Linked DNA regions of Homo sapiens: region 2 is linked to region 1. Evidence: chromatin loops called from intact Hi-C (ENCODE). Cell type or tissue: endothelial cell of umbilical vein. All regions are shown on one strand. Each heading gives the region's core, and the rest is flanking DNA. Links, peaks and the distances in the headings are about the cores only. Region 1 overlaps FAR2 (fatty acyl-CoA reductase 2). Region 2 overlaps FAR2 (fatty acyl-CoA reductase 2).

Region 1 (8,866 bases), core at 400-8,399:
TTTACTCCCCTGCTTAAAACCCTGTCATTCCTCTGCCTTGTCTATAGCAGTTTTTCCTAAACTGCAGTCTATGAATTATTATTTTCTTGGGATATTAACAGTTAAGTAAAGGAAGAAAAGCTTCCCTGATGATATGACTTTGAGAAACTCTTGATTTAACCTACTTAACCAGTTGTGGTTTTGTTTTTGTTTTTTTTTTTGTTTTGTTTTGTTTTGTTTTGTTTTTTGAGACAGAGTCTCTCTCTCTTGCCCAGGCTGGAGTGCAGTGGTGTGATCTCAGCTCACTGCAAGCTCCGCCTCCCAGGTTCATGCCATCCTCCTGCCTCAGCCTCCTGAGTAGCTGGGACTATAGGCGCCCACCACCACGCCTGGCTAATTTTTGTATTTTTAGTAGAGACGGGGTTTCACCGTGTTAGCCAGGATGGTCTCGATCTCCTGACCTTGTGATCCGCCTGCCTCAAAGTGCTGGGATTACAGGCGTGAGCCACCGCACTGGGCCCCTACTTAACCAGTTTTATTGCAGGAATCCTCAGAGCATGCATGTCCTAATGCATGTTAATAATCAAGAAAAGAGAGATCTTTTATGCTACATTTCCTAAACTTGACGTTGAAATGCTTTTCCAGCAGAACATCTAAGAGAGCCAGCATTCAGCATAACACGCTTTGGGAAATGCTGTCCTATATTAATAGATTAAACCTTTTAACATCTACAGTTCTCTATTAACCATAAGCTTCTCTCATCTCTTTAATCCTACTTAGTTGGTGGAAAGCGGGAGACTGGAATTGACTCTGTTAATAGGCATTAAGTTGATGATGAAAACAACCCTGCTCTGTGGATGATATTCAGAAACAGGATCTGCAGTCTGATTAAAAGCAAAATTGTTTTTCATTTCTACTTCTTTGGCAAGGTTCTGCAGGACCTCATCAAGATACATTTTGTGAAGTCTCTGTTTCATACATGTGACCTGAGGCATAAACAATGGGGAAGACTCCCCAGGGCCTCTTAGGTCCCGTGGTAGGCCTGGGCCTTATCTGATCTTTGTAAGCCATCCCCTGCAGGGCAATACAGTGTGACTACATAGGGCATCTGTAGGAACATTGGTTTTTGAGTCTCATATATCCACTTCCTGGATCCCCATGCATTTGCATGGTGGTAGGCTGGAAGCAGAAATGCAACTTATGGCCAAAGAACAGTGCAGCAGAGCATAATGGAAGAAACAGGTTCACACAGCTGTAGAATTCTTCCTTGGCTTCATCAGCTCTGTGTTCCAGCCCAGGGGTCAGCAGCTTTGGCCCAAGGCTGAAATCTGGCCCCTGCCTTTTTGTTTATTCTTTGAACTAAGAATGGTTCTTATATTTTTAAAACTTAGAAAAAATCAAAAGAATAATATTCTGTGACATGGGAAAAATTATAGGAAATTTAACGTATATGAAATTTAACCTTCAGTGTCTATAAATAAAGTTTTATCAGAAAACAGCTTGTATCATTCGTCTAGTCATCCCTATTGGCTATGACTGCTTTAGTGCCCTAACCAATCAATTATTATGACCTTTAAATCCTAATATATTTACCTTGTGGTCCTTTACAGAAAATGTTTGTTGACCCCTGCTCTAAGGCTATGAAACTCACCTGCCATAGGTAATCTTAATTGTTTTGTTTTTCATTTATTTAATTTATGAGGGGATAGAAATAAAATAGTTAAATTGACTTCCTAGTAGGTCCTCAAACATTATTGGCATTCAGGCACAGAAAGAGAAATACTGCATCATCTCATTTTTAGGTGGAATCTAAACATATTGAACTCATAAATAAAAGTAGAGAGAAGAATGGTGGTTACTAGAGGTTGAAGGCAAAAAGTGGTAGGGGTGCAGGGTGTGGGGAGGTGGGGGGAAGTTACTGGTCAAAGGGTTCAAATTTTCAGTTAGGCAGGAGGCATTCGTTTTGAGATCTACTGCACAGCGGAATGACTATAGTCAATGATAATGTACATTTAAAAATAACTAAGTAAATTTCAAATGTCTCACCAAAAAAAAGATAAGTGATGGCTACTGTATCCTCTGAATGTATGAAATTATAACTTGTAAATTTAAAATAATATTAATTTTAAAAATGAAACAAACTATTTTTGGCATTGGAGTCGTGACAATGCCAGTTTTTGTTGATGGCTGGTGTTGCTAACGCTACATGCCCATGTAAAGAGCAGAAGACAGTCGCAAAGGTGATCACTTGTAAATTTTATTCAAACATTTGAACTCATATATACAGGATAGGCACTCAGATAAATAAAACTACGGCATCCAGAGGTAAGGGGGAAATTAAATCTAATATAACTTAACTGTTTTATTTTATTACCTCTGAGCAGATTGGATTTCCTATGAGTAGTCGCCTCTGATTTTTATTTCAATAATGAAGCCAATCTTTTTTTATTATTAATGCACACTTTTATATGAATAGTGGTAGTTTAGGGGTGACAGCCTCAATTTTGGGTGACAGAAATACAAATTTCTCTGTCCCCACCTTAAACCTACTGAATCAGAATCTTTGGCGTGAGGATCCCCAGGGCTTTCATAAGTAGCTGCCACAGCATAGGGGGAGATTTTGGAATAGCTAGTCCAGGTATTTCCATGGAACGTAGAGTCAGAAAATAAGACCTTCGAGACCTGGTGCTTGGCTCTGTTACTGCTGTCATAAAATATTTTCAGACGAGGGTGTGCTGTGTGATCACAGAGTTTGGATTATGGGTCTCATTGCCAGCCATATTGATTGGAAGATTTCTGTGAGATATCTAACTTTATAAAGAGGACTGGTTTCAGGTGACATCTTCATTCAATAGACATTTTCCCACTTTAATCAACACCAGTATTAAAGCAAAGAACATTTTATATATATATATATATATATATATATATATATATATATGTATCAATGTGATTAAACAATGCAATTAAACAATGAAAATTGATTAAACAATGTGGTTAAACAATGAAAAAAAAGCCTTACTGTAATTGCCAGACACTAAGAATAACATTTGCTTGTTGATTTAGCTGTATTATTTCGAAGTCCTAGATCATTTTGTATCCTTAACTGCTGCAGGTTTGCAAAAGCATTTTTCATCCTGCAGTTGATAATATGTATCCCCTATGGCTTTTGGACATCTTGCTTTTAAGGCATTTTAACTTCCCAGGCTTCTCCAGAGACAGCCCCAAAACATTGAAGCCCACACCTGAAGGGAGGAAGAGAAAGCAAACACTCCTCCCTGTGAATTTGTGTAGAAAAGACAAAAATATGGCTTCTCCAACCACTTACTCATCCTTCCATCTTAGCTGGGAAGCTGTTGGATCAGTAGCATCTGCTGATGAATAACAGGATGACCATAGGAGGCAAGAATAATATTTCCTGAGCCAAGAAATGAGAAATAGTTATAAAAACACCCCACATTTTAGATCATTTTTTAAAAATCGTGCACTATTTATCACAGGTCATTGTGAGGGCACATTCCACAGAAGTGAGCAAAAATCCCAGGTATCCTTGAAAGCAAGATCCTTGGAAATTAGGATGGCAATTAAGTTATGTGTCTGGTCCCAACATATTTGAAACCACTTAAGCACTTCCAGCAGAGTTAGATTCACCAGTGCACAGTATTGTCAAGAAACCAAAAGAATCTGCCCAGAAGAAATGGATAAACTGAGTAAAAGAAACTGTAACAAGTCAGTGTTTGTGCATGTATTAAAGATTTTTGCTTATTATTTTCAATAAAGGATATTTAATACTGAAAGTTGTATGGATAGAAGTAACATAGTTTTAGCATCTTAAAGATGGATGGTATTCAGTTAGTGAAATCATAGAGCAATTTGCCTAAAACTTAAGAGAAACTGTTTACTTAAAATAATATTTGTTTCTGATAGATATTAAGTAAATATTAATGAAACCAACTTGATGTCAGTAAATAATAATAAGTAAAAAAACCAACTTTGTATTTCTCTATTTCACTGTAACTATTGTCTCATTTTGAATTGAATATTATTTCACTTGTGTTTTGTTTACACAAGACCTTCAGGACATATCTGCCCTGAAGCTAAGCACATGATCTAAAAGATGGGCACTTGTTCTTTTACCAAAGAGTTTTCTGGGGATTGAGATCCACTTACCAAACTATTCTCAAAGCTGCAGGAATCTTTGATGGCTTCAAAGAATTAATTTCCTTCATCCAAATGAGCAGTTTGCTTCTTTCTCAGCAACTTGTACTTGCCATAACTCTCTTCTTAGCAGAAGTGTGACATTGCCTCTTCCTTCTTTTCCTTCTGCTATTTTGGTGCAGTCCTGCCGGAGGCAATGGTTATGCAAGTGCCGCTGAATGCATTGCTGATCACAGGATGACACTTAGATAAATTTAGGTCTCAGTTTCTTTTAGGACAGAACAAACTTTTCCCAAATTAGACTTCCTTGAACTCCTAGACATACTATATGTTGGCACATATCACACCATCTTGTCTACAGTACATAGTAGTGAGTGCAAATAGCTTTGTCTTAACTAAGTATATTCACACTGGAAATTGTAGAATGTTCAAGTACCATATCTATATTTGGTTCAATTCTCTTAAAGAAAATAAAAGCCAGTCCTGAAGACGTAAAGTGGCTTGTCACACATCTAGTTAGTGGGTGCATCAAGGCTAGTATCCACATCTTATGACTGCAAATCCCATGACAATTCCATTCCATTCATTCATTTATTCATTTGTACTATTTACTGAGTACCTACTATGTGCCAGGCAGGGTGTTTAGCTTTGCAAATAGAATGCAAAACAAGTTATAGTACCAGCCCTCAAATTTTAGTACTCCCTACTCTTTGAGCAATATTTGGCCGGTTGCAACTTGGAGTTTGTGCAATTTTTCAGTAATGATACCCAATGTGTAAATATACAATGCTCATATATCTTTATTTTCCCTTCTTCCCTCTTCTAACTAGCCCCAGTCAATGACTTGACTTCCCATAGCACCAAGCACTTAACACCAATAAGAGTAAGATGGGAGGCCGGGCACGGTGGCTCATGCCTGTAATCCTAGCACTTTGGGAGGCCAAGGCGGGCGGATCATGAGGTCAGGAGATCGAGACCATCCAGGCTAACATGGTGAAACCCCATCTCTACGAAAAATACAAAAAATTAGCTGGGCATGTTGGCAGGTGCCTGTAGTCCCAGCTACTCGGGAGGCTGAGGCAGGAGAATGGTGTGAATCCAGGAGGCAGAGCTTACAATGAGCCAAGATTGCGCCACTGTGTGTGAGACTCTGTCTCGGAAAAAAAAAAAAAAGAGGGTATGATGGGAAATAGAGTTGAAATGAATTATGAAAAATTCCATAGGGAAGATCATGAAAATTCTTCCCCAGAAAACAATGTTCTTGATTCACCACCGCAAGGCTTGGGGGTTATTAGCTTGTGTGTCTCTCCTCTCGTTTACTCACTGTGTCACCAGGTCCTCTCTTTCCTCAAACTGGCTGAGACGTAGCTTGCATCCTCTAGCTTTACTTTCCTTCTGTATCTAAAGATAGACACAAACTCTTGGTGTTTTAAGTACTTAAGTGCTAATCCTTGTGGGGAAAGTGAGAGGGGAAGAGCAAAAATAACCAATGTGAAGAAGTTATGAAGTTTCCAGAATGATACCGTTGAATCTTGGCATAGGATCAGTAGTTAGTTGCTTACTTCCTCTAAGATAAGTGGAAAAACCCCATTATCTTCAGCTATCTGTCTTTATTTCTGGAGGCAAGATCAAAAACCAACCATCTGCCCTATAAGTCCTTACTTATTCTCCTGAACTAGATGAGTACAGGCATTGTCTGATGAGAGGATTTCTAGCTTTCAACAGATTCTCACAGAATTCATGACCAGAACAACATGGGGTAATGACTGCTTTAGGAGCCATTAAGTGGGCCATTTTAGTTCCTTGAAGTCCTCTAGACTTTGGCCACTGTCAGTTCAGGAAAGATGCCTTCTGAAGATTCCTCACAGAGACTGTACAGCTGTTTGGGATACATAGGATTTTATATTTCATCTTCAGTGATTCATGAGCATTACATTGTTCCAAAACAGAGAAAGGATTATGTCATTCCCCTGCATAACACCTTCCATGGCTCTCCATTCCCTACAGTAGCCTTGCCAAGTGTATGAGATGCTAATTGAGGTAGACTGTGGGAGGTGGGTGTTTCCGGTGCAGAAGAACCCTTGATATCACCTTCACTTCCTGCTATATGGCTGCGTATCAAAAGGCAAGTTACTTAACTTCCTGCTATATGGCTGTATTCAAAGGCAAGTTACTTAACCTTTCAGTCTTCCCAATGTATTCATTTGCTAGGGCTGCTGTAACAAAGTACCACAAACTGGGCGGCTTAACCAAAAGAAGTGTATTGTCTCACAGTTTTGGAGGCTAGATGTCTGAGATCCAGGTGTCAGCGGGGTTGGCTTCTGAGAGCTGTGAGGGAAGGATCTGTTCCAGACCTCTCTTTGCTAATAGATGGCTGTCTTCTCCTTGTGTCTCACATCCTCTTCTTTCTATGCGTATATCTGTCTTTTTATAAAGACATCCATCATATGGGATTAGGGACCCCCCCCCACTCCAGTATGACCTCATCTTAACTAATTGTATTTGCAGTGATCATATTTCCAAATAAGGTCACATTCTAAGGTACTGAGGTTTAGGACTTCAACATATAAAACAATTCAACCCATAACACCCAGGAAATTATTACTTGACTTCTTATTATCACAATGGAAAATGAGATGAAACTATCTGCAAACCACTTTCTGTGTACTAAAAAAAAGTACATATATTTTTGGTATGGATTAATAGTGAACATAAGTAATGACTACTGACTTCACCAAGAGTTTCTTCTCCACATGATCTTTATTATTTTTTAGGTATAACATCTGTGTGGAAAAGTGAATATATCACAAATGCATTTAACACACACAGACACCTCCCAGATTCTATCTTCCAAGTTAAAAAAGAAAAGCAGAAAAACATTTATCAGCATCCTATAAGCTCCCCTCATACTCCTGGGCAGTCAGTACCTAGTGCCTCCCAGATTATCCACTGTCTTGACTTCTAAGTCACAGATTAGCCAAGTTCAAACATAGATTAGCTTTACCAGTTTTTGGAGTTTGTATAAATGAAATTATATAGTAATACTTTTTTTTACATCTGGCTTATTTACTCAATATTATGTTTGTGAGATCTTTCAAATTATTGTGTGTATTTGTAGATTATTCATTCACATTGCTGTGTAATACTCCATACTGTGAATATGCCATACTTTATGCATTCTGTTGATGAAGACTTTAGTAGTTTCCATTGTGAGTTTCTTAGGACTAGAGCTGCTATGAGCATTCTTGAGAATGTCTTTTGTTAAACATACGTACACATTTCTTTGGGGTATACTTAGGTGTGAAATTGCTTTATGCAAAGAGCTTTAATAAATCTGCCAAAGCGTTTTCCAAAGTGATCGTTCAAGTAATACTCCCAGCAGTGGTAGTCAAGAATTTCCCTTGTTCCACATTCTTGTCAACACTTCTTATTTTCTGTCATTTTCATTTTAACCATTTGGGTGAGAGAGTAGTTGTGAGGCATGGTAGTTTTATTTGTATTTCTCTGGTGAGTGAAAAGATTGAGCACCTTTCTATATATTTTTTGGCCACTTGGATATCTTCTCTTGTGATGTCCCCCAAGTCTTTGCTCATTTGTCTATTGGGTTATCTATCTTTTTCATAGTTATTTGTGGGTATACGTTATATGTTCTGGATACAATTCCTTTGTTAGATATGTGCTTTGTCAATGTCTTCTCCCAATCTATGCCTGGCCTTTTTGCTCTTTTTTATCTTTTAATGAACACAAATTCTTAATCTTAATAGAGTTCAATTTATTAGTGGTGTTCTTCATAGTATTTTTTGCCTACTCATGAAGCAAGATGTTCTTTTCTAAAAATTGTGTTGTTTTGCCTTTTACACTAAAAGTTATACTATCCATCTGAAATTAATTTTTTGTGTGATGTGAGAAATAAAATACATGTTTTTCCATGTGGATATTCAATTGACTCTACATTAATCATTAGAATTCTGCATTTCATTTTAAATCACGGGCACACAGTAGCAGTCTGGATGCCTCAGAATGAACACATTTAAGGATCAAGTCATTTAAAACATATCTCACTATAATGACTTCTGCAGCCCATTTTGACTGTGAATAGCCTAGGCTGTTCAGTGTTAAGGTCAAATGCTCATTTAATCTGCTTGCAGGAACCTAATTTCTGGTCTAATAGATTAAGTAAAATAAAACAAATAAATGCATCCCCTTGGAAATAGATCACTCTAAAAAATCAAAGTATACAATTTAAAATTAATTTGGATCCTAGACATAAGGGTTATTGGTGAAAAAAATTAATAGTGTGGAAAGGTCTTGACCAAACATTTGGGGAGAAATAACCAAAAGGCTTATCTTTTATTATTAAGGAAGGCAAATGAAGACAAGGCCCACTTGTCTTCATTATACTCACACATTTACTGTCTCATTAGTTCCCCCAACTCTCATCAAGGTGGAAGACATGGAATAAGGAGAGATTGAAGGCAGAAAGATTAGCTAGGTGGCCATTCATTCTTTGACGCATTCATTCAACGAGTATTTATTCAATGATTATTGTACCAAGTATTGTATTAAATTCTGTGAATATTAAGAAGAGTAAAACACAGTCATTGCCCTGAAGGCATTTGCAATCCAGTGGAGAAAATAGACAACTAAGTAGTCACTTACATAAATGTGATAATGAATAGAGGCTGTGAGAGTTTGGCAGATAGGACATTCAACTCAGCCCAGAGTGAGG
Region 2 (8,866 bases), core at 583-8,582, 71 kb after region 1:
TGAAATATGCATGATTATATGGAACAGTTGAAGAGTTCCCAAGTGAATATTAATTGCCTTGTATCCTTCCTTGAGGCAAAGGCATATAAAAATAACATGAATTCACAAGTAGTTAGAGCCGAGTGTAGTGACTCAGACCTGTAATCCTAACACCTTGGGAGGCCAAGACAGGTGCCTCCCACTTGAGGCCTCCAAACTTGAGGCCACAAGTTTGAGACCAGCCTTGGCAACATAGCAAGATGCCATCTCTGCAAAAAGTAAAAGAATTAGCCAGGTGTGGTGGTGCACTCTCGTAGTCCTAGCTACTTGGGAGACTGAGGTGAGAGGATCACTTGAGCCTGGGAGGTCGAGGCTCCAGTGACCTGTAATGGTGCCACTGTACTCCAATCTGGGTGGCAGAGTGAGACCCTGTCTCAATAAATAAATAAATAATATGAAAAGCAGTTAGTTAACTTTGTAAATAAAGAACGTTTAGACAATTTGTTTAACTTCTTTGAGCCTCAGTTGTCTTATCTGTAATAATGAGGTCTGCCTTTTAAGATTATTGTAAAGGTTAAATGGGATAATACATGTGAAGCCCCTAGCAGAAGGCCTGGCACAAAAAGTGTTAGCTATTGTTGTTACTATTACTATATTATTATTGTTGTTGTTGTTGATCAAAGCTTACAGTTACAAGACAGTACCAATTACATAATGCTCTAAAAAATTCGCATATTTTTTTCCAGTGGGAAAATTGGATGAAGGTGCTCTGGAATAAGCTCTGTAATACTATTTCTAGTCAGAGTACACCTCAAAGAAGGATCAGAACTCATATAGAACCTAGCCTTTCCGCTGCCCTAAGACAATGGGGCAAATGCTTACTTGGAAATTCCAAAATAAACAAGCAGCGAAGGTAAATGAAGAGAATGATTTTCTGTCTCCACTGGAGCTGCCACAGCTTTGTTTATCACATTAGTGCACCTTCACAAAGCCTCACCTTTTTTCAATTTCAAAAATGATTGCAGCTTTCTTCATTTCCAAACAAAGGACTATGGTTTGGAAATAACACACATGTGAAGGTGAAAGTGCATGCTCTTTACCCTAGAGAATACTTAGCCAGAAATATCTTACTAGTTTCTTACAGGAAAGGAGACTATATGGCTCTGGAGATAGAGATCCTGGGTGACAGTTCTTGCTCTTTCTCCCAGCAATCAGATGTCAATCAGACTCGTACAAATTACTTAAGCTCTCTGCCCTGAGCATTTTTATATGTTACCTCATGGAGTTATTGTAAAGATTATATGATAAAATAATTGCATGATGTGTGGGACATTGTCTGCAACATAGTAAGTGCCCAATAAATGTTAGTGATTCTTATCTATTTTGTTGGATGATATTTGCACTGAAAAGTTAGATATCATTCCGGTTCTATTATACAGTTTAGTTTATGATTGTATTTGACTCAGAGTAAAAAAATTGTGAGCAAGGAGAATTAGAAGGCTTTCTTCTTCACACCTATAGCCCAGGCTGTGTTCTTGCTTTATTTATTAATAACATAGGATGTGAGAATTGTCTTCAAATTTGAACTCTTGTACTTTTCATTTAATAGTGAAGGCTCACAAAGCCCTGGGACAAGATCTTTGTTAATAAAGTACCTCTAAGCAGTTAAACAGCAAAAATTCATATGCAGATTTGCTCTGGGGAGAAAAAAAGGTTTAAATTATAAGAGTTTCTTTCAAACTATGGGAAACAAACTTTTTTTATGGTGGTGAATCACTTCCAAAATGAAATTCTAATACATTTGATTGAGTCTTGTGGGGTGGTCATATATTTTATAACCTTCTGCCCATCTTATCAGAGAGTTTAGATATTTAATTTTTGTACTTTTTTCATTCCACCTTGGAATCACTTTAGTCCTAGTCCCATCCTGGTTTAAAGCCTGTGTGTCTCTAAATTCCTCTAACCATGCTTTTTTGTGTGATGATATTACATGAAAAGAATTGGTATTACCCAATGTTTACCAATGTGTTACACATTTTTTGTGTGTGTAATGGTATTACACAAAAAGAATTCACCACTGAATTCTTTTAGAGCAAAACCTAGAGCCATTTGTAAGATGGTAAGCATAACCTGGTGGAGCATTACATAAAACACAATGAGAAGGAAGAAGGTGGAATATCATACTTTTAGAAGACTTGCTTTACTTAGATCTTTTAAAAAATAATGGGATTAGAAAATAAAATGTAAAACAAATGTCACTTTCCCCCTTTTTAAGGGGATTATTTGTTCTATCTTTGGGAGGAATGAGAGATTTCTTAGAGTGTGGAGATGCTCTGTTTTCCGCAGGGCACCTTACGTGCCTATAATTGTTATATTTATGATTCTGGTGTTTGTCACCAGATTTGACCCCTTTGATGCTGAGAGCTGGTAAAACATTTTATTTAAGGCATTTTGACTAGCAATTTTAAAAGAAGTTATTAGAACATTGTGAGAAAGAATTTGAGAGAAAATAGAAACATTACAATCAACATATCTGAAGCAAAACATTGTCAATATAGATAAATAATGGTTCATCCCCTATTCCTGATTCAATGGTTTCTTATTATCTCTTTGACTCCTAACAACAGGCGTTCCTCCCTTTCATCTTTCTTAGGGTCAATAACAATGAATGGGTGATTTCAGTTATGAGGAAGAAGTAGGTCCTTTTTCTTTCATAATTGCTTCTCCATCGACCAGATACTCTGTAATTTACAGTACTTGCCCCAAGGTTTCCTGCGTTATCCTTTTTGTCATTTTGCCCTGTACACAGGAATATAACAACTGATTGTCTCCAGGCAGTTTTACCTAGACAGAATTGCCTTATTAATCAATCAATTTTTCAAGAATACTGAAATAAGAGATAAGAAAATGTCGGTAAAAGCAGCATTCTCTTGACTGCAGGAAAAATTTTTTCTCCTAAGATTTTTTTTGTTGCATTTAGTTTCTTAGGGTAATTAAAGCCTTCCTTGTTTTAGACTTAACACTAGAACCAAAATACTTACCAAAAACTGCACATTTCATTGGTATACTTTGCTAAGGTAAAAAAAAAAAAATTGGCTTCCATTTTTCTCCTTTTAAGAAGTAAGTTCTAATGAGAACACTTGGACACAGGAAGGGGAACATCACACACTGGGGCCTATCGTGGGGTGGGGGTAGGTGGGGAGAGATAGCATTAGGAGATATACCTAATGTAAATGATGAGTTAATGGGTGCAGCACACCAACATGGCACATGTATACATATGTAACAAACCTGCATATTGTGCACATGTACCCTAGAACTTAGAGTATAATAAAAAAAAGGAAAAAAAAAAAAAGAAGTAGGTTCTTCAAACTTCATTATCTTTACTAATCAATTTACCTTCTCCTCAGCAAAATGTTCTAATAGTCCTACATTGCAGCCTTTGATGTTGGTTGCTTTGTTTCCAAATGAAACAAATGAACAACAACAACAAAAAGTCAGGATTTTTTATTTTACAATATTGGGGTGATACCTCTGTTTTTTCATCTGGAAAATGGCACTCTTTCTTAGAATTAAAGTCACTTTAAAGATTTAAATTTTAAACAAGTTATTATTTTAAAGTATTTTATTATTTTTAAAACTTCATTTAGAAAACTTGTCATAAGATTGATTATTTTTGTAATGATTCATTCAAATTTGCTTTCATCATATTCTGGCAGATCTTAATAATCTCTGAAGTACAGATGTCCCTTACTGACCTTCTGTATATTAGTGAAACTCAGTCTTTTTTGTGTTTGTTTGTTTTTACAGTCGAGTCTGGCTCTATCAGCCAGGTTGCAGTGCAGTGGCGCAGTCTCGACTCACTGCAGTCTCTGCCTCCTGGGTTCAAGCCATTCTCCCACCTCATACTCCTGAGTAGCTGGGACCACAGGTGCCCGCCACCATGCCTGGCTAATTTTTGTGTTTTCAGTAGAGAAAAGGTTTTGCCATGTTGGCCAGGCTGGTCTCAAACTCCTGACCTCAAGTGATCCGCTGGCCTTGCCCTCCCAAAGTGCTGGGATTACAGGCATGAGTTGCCGTGCCCAGCCAAAAATGTCTTTATCTTGAGCAGAAGAAAAACACGGAGACTTAAGGTTTTGGGGGCCTTTTTGTTTTTCATTTTCTTCACGTGCAGAAACCCAGCAATGTTCTTCCTGTAGTTACTCAGTTTTGACATTCTTTGCAGTTAGGTCAACAATGCTTGTTTTTAAAAGCATTTTAATGCAAGAAAGAGTGTATTCTAAAGCCTGTCTTCCCCGCTGAGTATGGCAAGCTGAGCTTCAATTTGCAGTTCACCTGTTGTTTGATAATTGATATATTTCTGAGTTATGGTCTCCTTTTAATTCTTCTAAGGATAAAGAAACAACATAAGATAAGGTATGAGGCTCCTGAAAGTTATCTGGTCTTTCTTAATAGATCCTTACGAAAAACTGAGGCCTGAGGCTTGGAAGTCTGATTGTTAAACAAGCTCTGCAGGTGACTGAGATGGGAATCATTATTCTAGCACTCCTGCTTTAAATTCATGACCTACCTGCTGACAACTTCATCTCTCAATTTAAAGAAAATAAAATGAAAAGTTAAGTGGTGTTGAGGAACAAAAATAAATTGGTTGGCGAAATAAAGGTGTCAGAAACTCAAAGAATTGTAAGCTTTAGGTCTGTTTTTAAAAAAGAAACTAAAGAAAAAAAAAGACCAAATCTATTTGTTACTTAACTCATTTATTTATTAATTCACTCCATTTTTTCATTTACTCAAGGAATCTTTATTGTCTACCAAATGCTGGGCTCTGCACTACTTTCAGAGGAAACCATGATGAGCAAAAGCAGATAGATGAATTAAAACTCCTGCCCTCATGGAGTTTAAAGTCCAGTAAGAGAATAATCATAATCAATTGTATCATACAGATAAGCATAACATTACAACTGTGGTAAGTGGTCACAAAAAAAGAGTATATGGAAAGGGCTTAAATGACAGATTAGACAGAATACTGAAGGTCAGGGAAAGCTTCTCTGTGGAAGTGACTCTTAGACTGACATCTGAAGGATGACTGGGAGCTGATAAAACACAGAAGAGCTGGAGAACATTCTAGATAAAGGGAACGGCATTCATTCTTCCTGCAGCCTTTCAACAACTTCAGGCACTGTGCTGGTGCTGAGGATACAGCAGTGAACAAAACAAATTCCTTGCCCACAGAGAGCTTATGTTTTAGTTGAAGGAAAAACAGACTATAAACAGATGACCGAATAAACAGATGTCATAAACAGATGACATACACAGATGTCATCTGAATAAACAGATGACAGATAAACTATAAACAGATGACTAGAAACAGATGACGTAAACTACATCAGGTGGTGTTAAGTGCTGTGAAGAAATGGAAAGGATGAGCTAAACAGGAGTCCAGAGTGTGCAGGTGAGGTGGGTATTACAGGGATCAGCCTTTCAGCTGAGGCAGCAGATCATGCAACTGTGAGTGAGGGAGGCCTCTGGGTAGGGGGAGGAGTGAGGGCTGAGAGCTGCAGTAGAGCATCCTTGGGCATGTTCTGGGAACAGACAGCACTGTGTCTGAGTATGTGTTGTGATGGGAGAGGGAAAAGGAGCAGTGATAGGAAATGCAATCAGAGAGGTCATGGGGCCACATTGTCCAGTGCCTTGCATGTGAGCCAGGCAACCCTTGGAGAGTTTTAGCAAAGAAGTGGATCACCGGGTCTGACATATGAAAAATAGACTGTTAGTGCTGCAAAGGTGAGGGCAGCAAGAAACACTTAGAGGCATTTACAATAATGGTTTGGACCAGTTTGGTACAAGCAGAGATGGTGAGATGTGATCAGAGATGTGGTTGGATATACTTTGAAGGTAGAGCTGATGGGATTTGCCAAAGGAATGGAAATTGAGTGTGAGAAAAAGAGAGTCAAGGGTGGCCTCAACATCTTTGGATTAAAGAACTCATAGAATAGAGCCTTACTCACTGAGATAGGGAGAATGGTGAAGGGAAGAGACTGTGAGGGGTAGTTCAGGAGATTGTTTTGAGTCAAGTAAAGTCAGAGATGCCTTTTAGATATCCCAAGTACTGTGGTGGGTAGAGTTTGTCATATTTGATGAACTTATAGAAGTCAATATCTGACCAAAGCAAGCATAGGAGACCATGCTGTCCAATGTGCTGAAGAGACAGGCTTGGGCCAGACTACACTGGCCTTGGGGAGCACTTTGGAGATTTCAGCCCTCATCCTAAAAGCAACAGGAATCCATGAGTTTGGGGTATCAGATTAAGAGTTCCAAACTGGGACTGGCTGCAGTCTGGCAACGAGTTTGGAGTTGGGGATTGATAGGAGTAAGAGTGGATGCAGGAATATTTGTTAGGAAATACAACAGTCCAGACAAGACACTGTGGTGGCTTAGGTCATGTGGTGGTGGTAGACGTGACCAGGCAGAAGATTAGAAGCTATTCAGGAGGCAAATGCCAGGACTCCATAGTGGGTCAATATGGAGGTGAAAGAGAGGGAGGTGTCAAAGGTGACTCAGCTTTCTAGCTTGTACAACAAGATGGGCAGTGATTTCATTCATAGAGACAGGAAAAACTGGAATAGGACCAGGGGAAAGGTCATAAGATTAAGATGCCTATGTAAAATCCAAGTAGAAATGTCAATAAGCAATTGTGCACCCATCATGGTCTGAAATGCAGAGGTAAGGTCAAGGCAGGAGACATTAATTTGTGAGAGACATTCTGAAACTTAAAGAAAAAATAGTTTTTAGAAGGGAAGATTGATACATGCAAGAGGGAAAGGATAGTTAATCATGTAGCTCTCTGAGAAGACTGGAGAGAATGGAATTCAAATGTAAGTGGGGGCATAAGCCTTCTATACGAAGAGGAACAGCTTTTCCCTCTGTTGAAAATGATGCGTGCAGATACTAGTATATTTATTTGTATGCTTCATTCATTTGGCAAACATAATGTACACCTACCATGCACTATGGACATCCTGAAGTTCTGGGGATACAGAAACAAAAAAGAAACAATCCTCACCATCAAGAATCTCACTGTCATATAAGAGAGGTTGCAACAGGACAGTATTTGTGGGAACACTGGGCACAGTTAGATGCACATCCCGAAACTTTTGCAATGTAGATTTTCAAATGTTTGGAGAATAGATAAGCATGATATTATGGCCTATGAAATTGAAAAAGAACATATCTCAAAGGGGTTGGGAGTCTCTCAAGGACAGAATTTGGATTGTGTAATTGATCCCTAGGAGAGAACAAGTGCAGTTTCCAATATAAGATGAGGGTCCCAAGACTGAACTATTTGGTAGCAATCCCAGACTAACATTTCTTCAGAGACATTTTCTCACCAACTTTCCCCTTGAAAACTAGAGCAAAGGCCTCAGCCTGTGCATATCGTCAGCATCTAACACCTCCTGAGGTCTGCGTTGACCCTGAAACAGCTTTATCCTGGTTCTTTCCTGTCTCACATCCTTTGCACCCTTGGCCAATATCCAAATTACAAACTTCTTTAGTCATCTGTCCTTCCCCCACTCGCATCTTCATGTTCTTTTTTAATTTTCTTCCCTTCCTCATGTTATATTCACCCCATTGCTTCTCTTCCTGCTAATCTTTCCATCATGCTCTTGGAAGTCCCTTAGATCTTTTACCTCCTTACCTTAACTGAAAATTGACTATCCATTAGGACACGACTTCCCACTACAGCTATATCAAATAGAGGTTGTTCATTGTTTTTCATTGTCAAGAGGGTGTTCAGCATTTTCTTGCATCCTGAACATTATACCTCCAGCCATCTTTTTTGGTCAGGCCATCTGATTATTAGTCTACTTAGCATCACTGTCATCCATCAACATCATGGTTATTTCTCTGTATAGTCTTTCATAGTTTTGGCACCTGAGTCCCTATCTTCCTCTTCATTGCAAATCCTGCCACACTGATTCAGGTGACCCAACAAACACACACACACACACATACGCGCTCGCGCACACACACACACACACACACACACAGAGTGCCCTTCCCACTCTTCATGGGAAAATTATTCCCTTGGCCACACTATGGACCTTGTCACCCAGAGTTGCTTCAACTCTGGAATCTTGAATTTCAATATCTCATTCTCAAGCAATGATCTGCTTCTGAAAAGAGCTTTCTGTGTTGTGATCACCATACTTATTCTCTGACCTTATTCAGTGCTCCAGTCTCTTGCCCCTGTTCATTTTCTCTCAATCTATCAGTCCCCTCTTGGCTTCAATACCATTTCTAACTGGCCCAGGTGACATAATTTTTAATCATTCTCCTAAACCATTTTCTTAAACCATACACTCCATTTTCTTGCTACCGTCCCTATTTTACCTCCAGAATCCAAACTTTGGAAGGACTCCAATGTCCAGCTTCTCTGCACCTGATTATGCACACCAGGCACAGCTGTGGAAGATTACATGCTCATGCAGATTGATGCCAATAATGATCTCCAATTTTTGGATAGACTCTGAATCTTAATACTTCTGTCTGCCCTGGTCATCTTTTCACAGTCCTCACTCCTTCACTCTTCACTATCCTCCTCAAGCCCTCTAACCCACAATTTCCATACCATTTTCAGCACATGACATCCATTGCTACCTCAAAAGAAAATAGTAGCCTTAATACAAGAAATCTATCCAGAGCTCCCAGGGATAAATTGTACCATCTGTCAACTTCCTTGCCTGCATGCATTTATTTGTATTTACACCAAATTAGTAGATGTCTCTCCTCGTGTCATAGGTTAATGCTTGAACTTGGCTCTGGATTGCATTTGCATGTTTCTCTTCTTGCTAATCAATGCTTCTAAGTCTTTACTGTATCAAGAGCC

Evidence for each region. A loop is a pair of places that touch in the nucleus more often than their neighbours do. Peaks named below come from ENCODE experiments on the same cell type or tissue, not always from the same donor. Only the 100,000 strongest peaks of a DNase experiment are listed, where the experiment ranks them.
Region 2: a loop joins it to region 1, with 4 times the contacts of the local background. A loop is called at or near these places in 5 of 110 quality-filtered maps.

What each region holds. Positions count from the first base shown.
Region 1 is chr12:29,154,226-29,163,091 of GRCh38, forward strand. All of the region lies in intron 1 of FAR2 (fatty acyl-CoA reductase 2), which reads left to right. Among named protein-coding and RNA genes, the nearest start is that of FAR2, 9.4 kb to the left of the region's middle. In endothelial cell of umbilical vein, for the core only: no CTCF peak of the experiment used is centred there; a DNase peak (open chromatin) is centred at 3,426; H3K27ac peaks cover 1,379 bases.
Region 2 is chr12:29,224,821-29,233,686 of GRCh38, forward strand. All of the region lies in intron 1 of FAR2 (fatty acyl-CoA reductase 2), which reads left to right. Among named protein-coding and RNA genes, the nearest start is that of FAR2, 80 kb to the left of the region's middle. RefSeq lists an enhancer at 4,075-4,720. In endothelial cell of umbilical vein, for the core only: no CTCF peak of the experiment used is centred there; DNase peaks (open chromatin) are centred at 3,801 and 4,171; H3K27ac peaks cover 427 bases.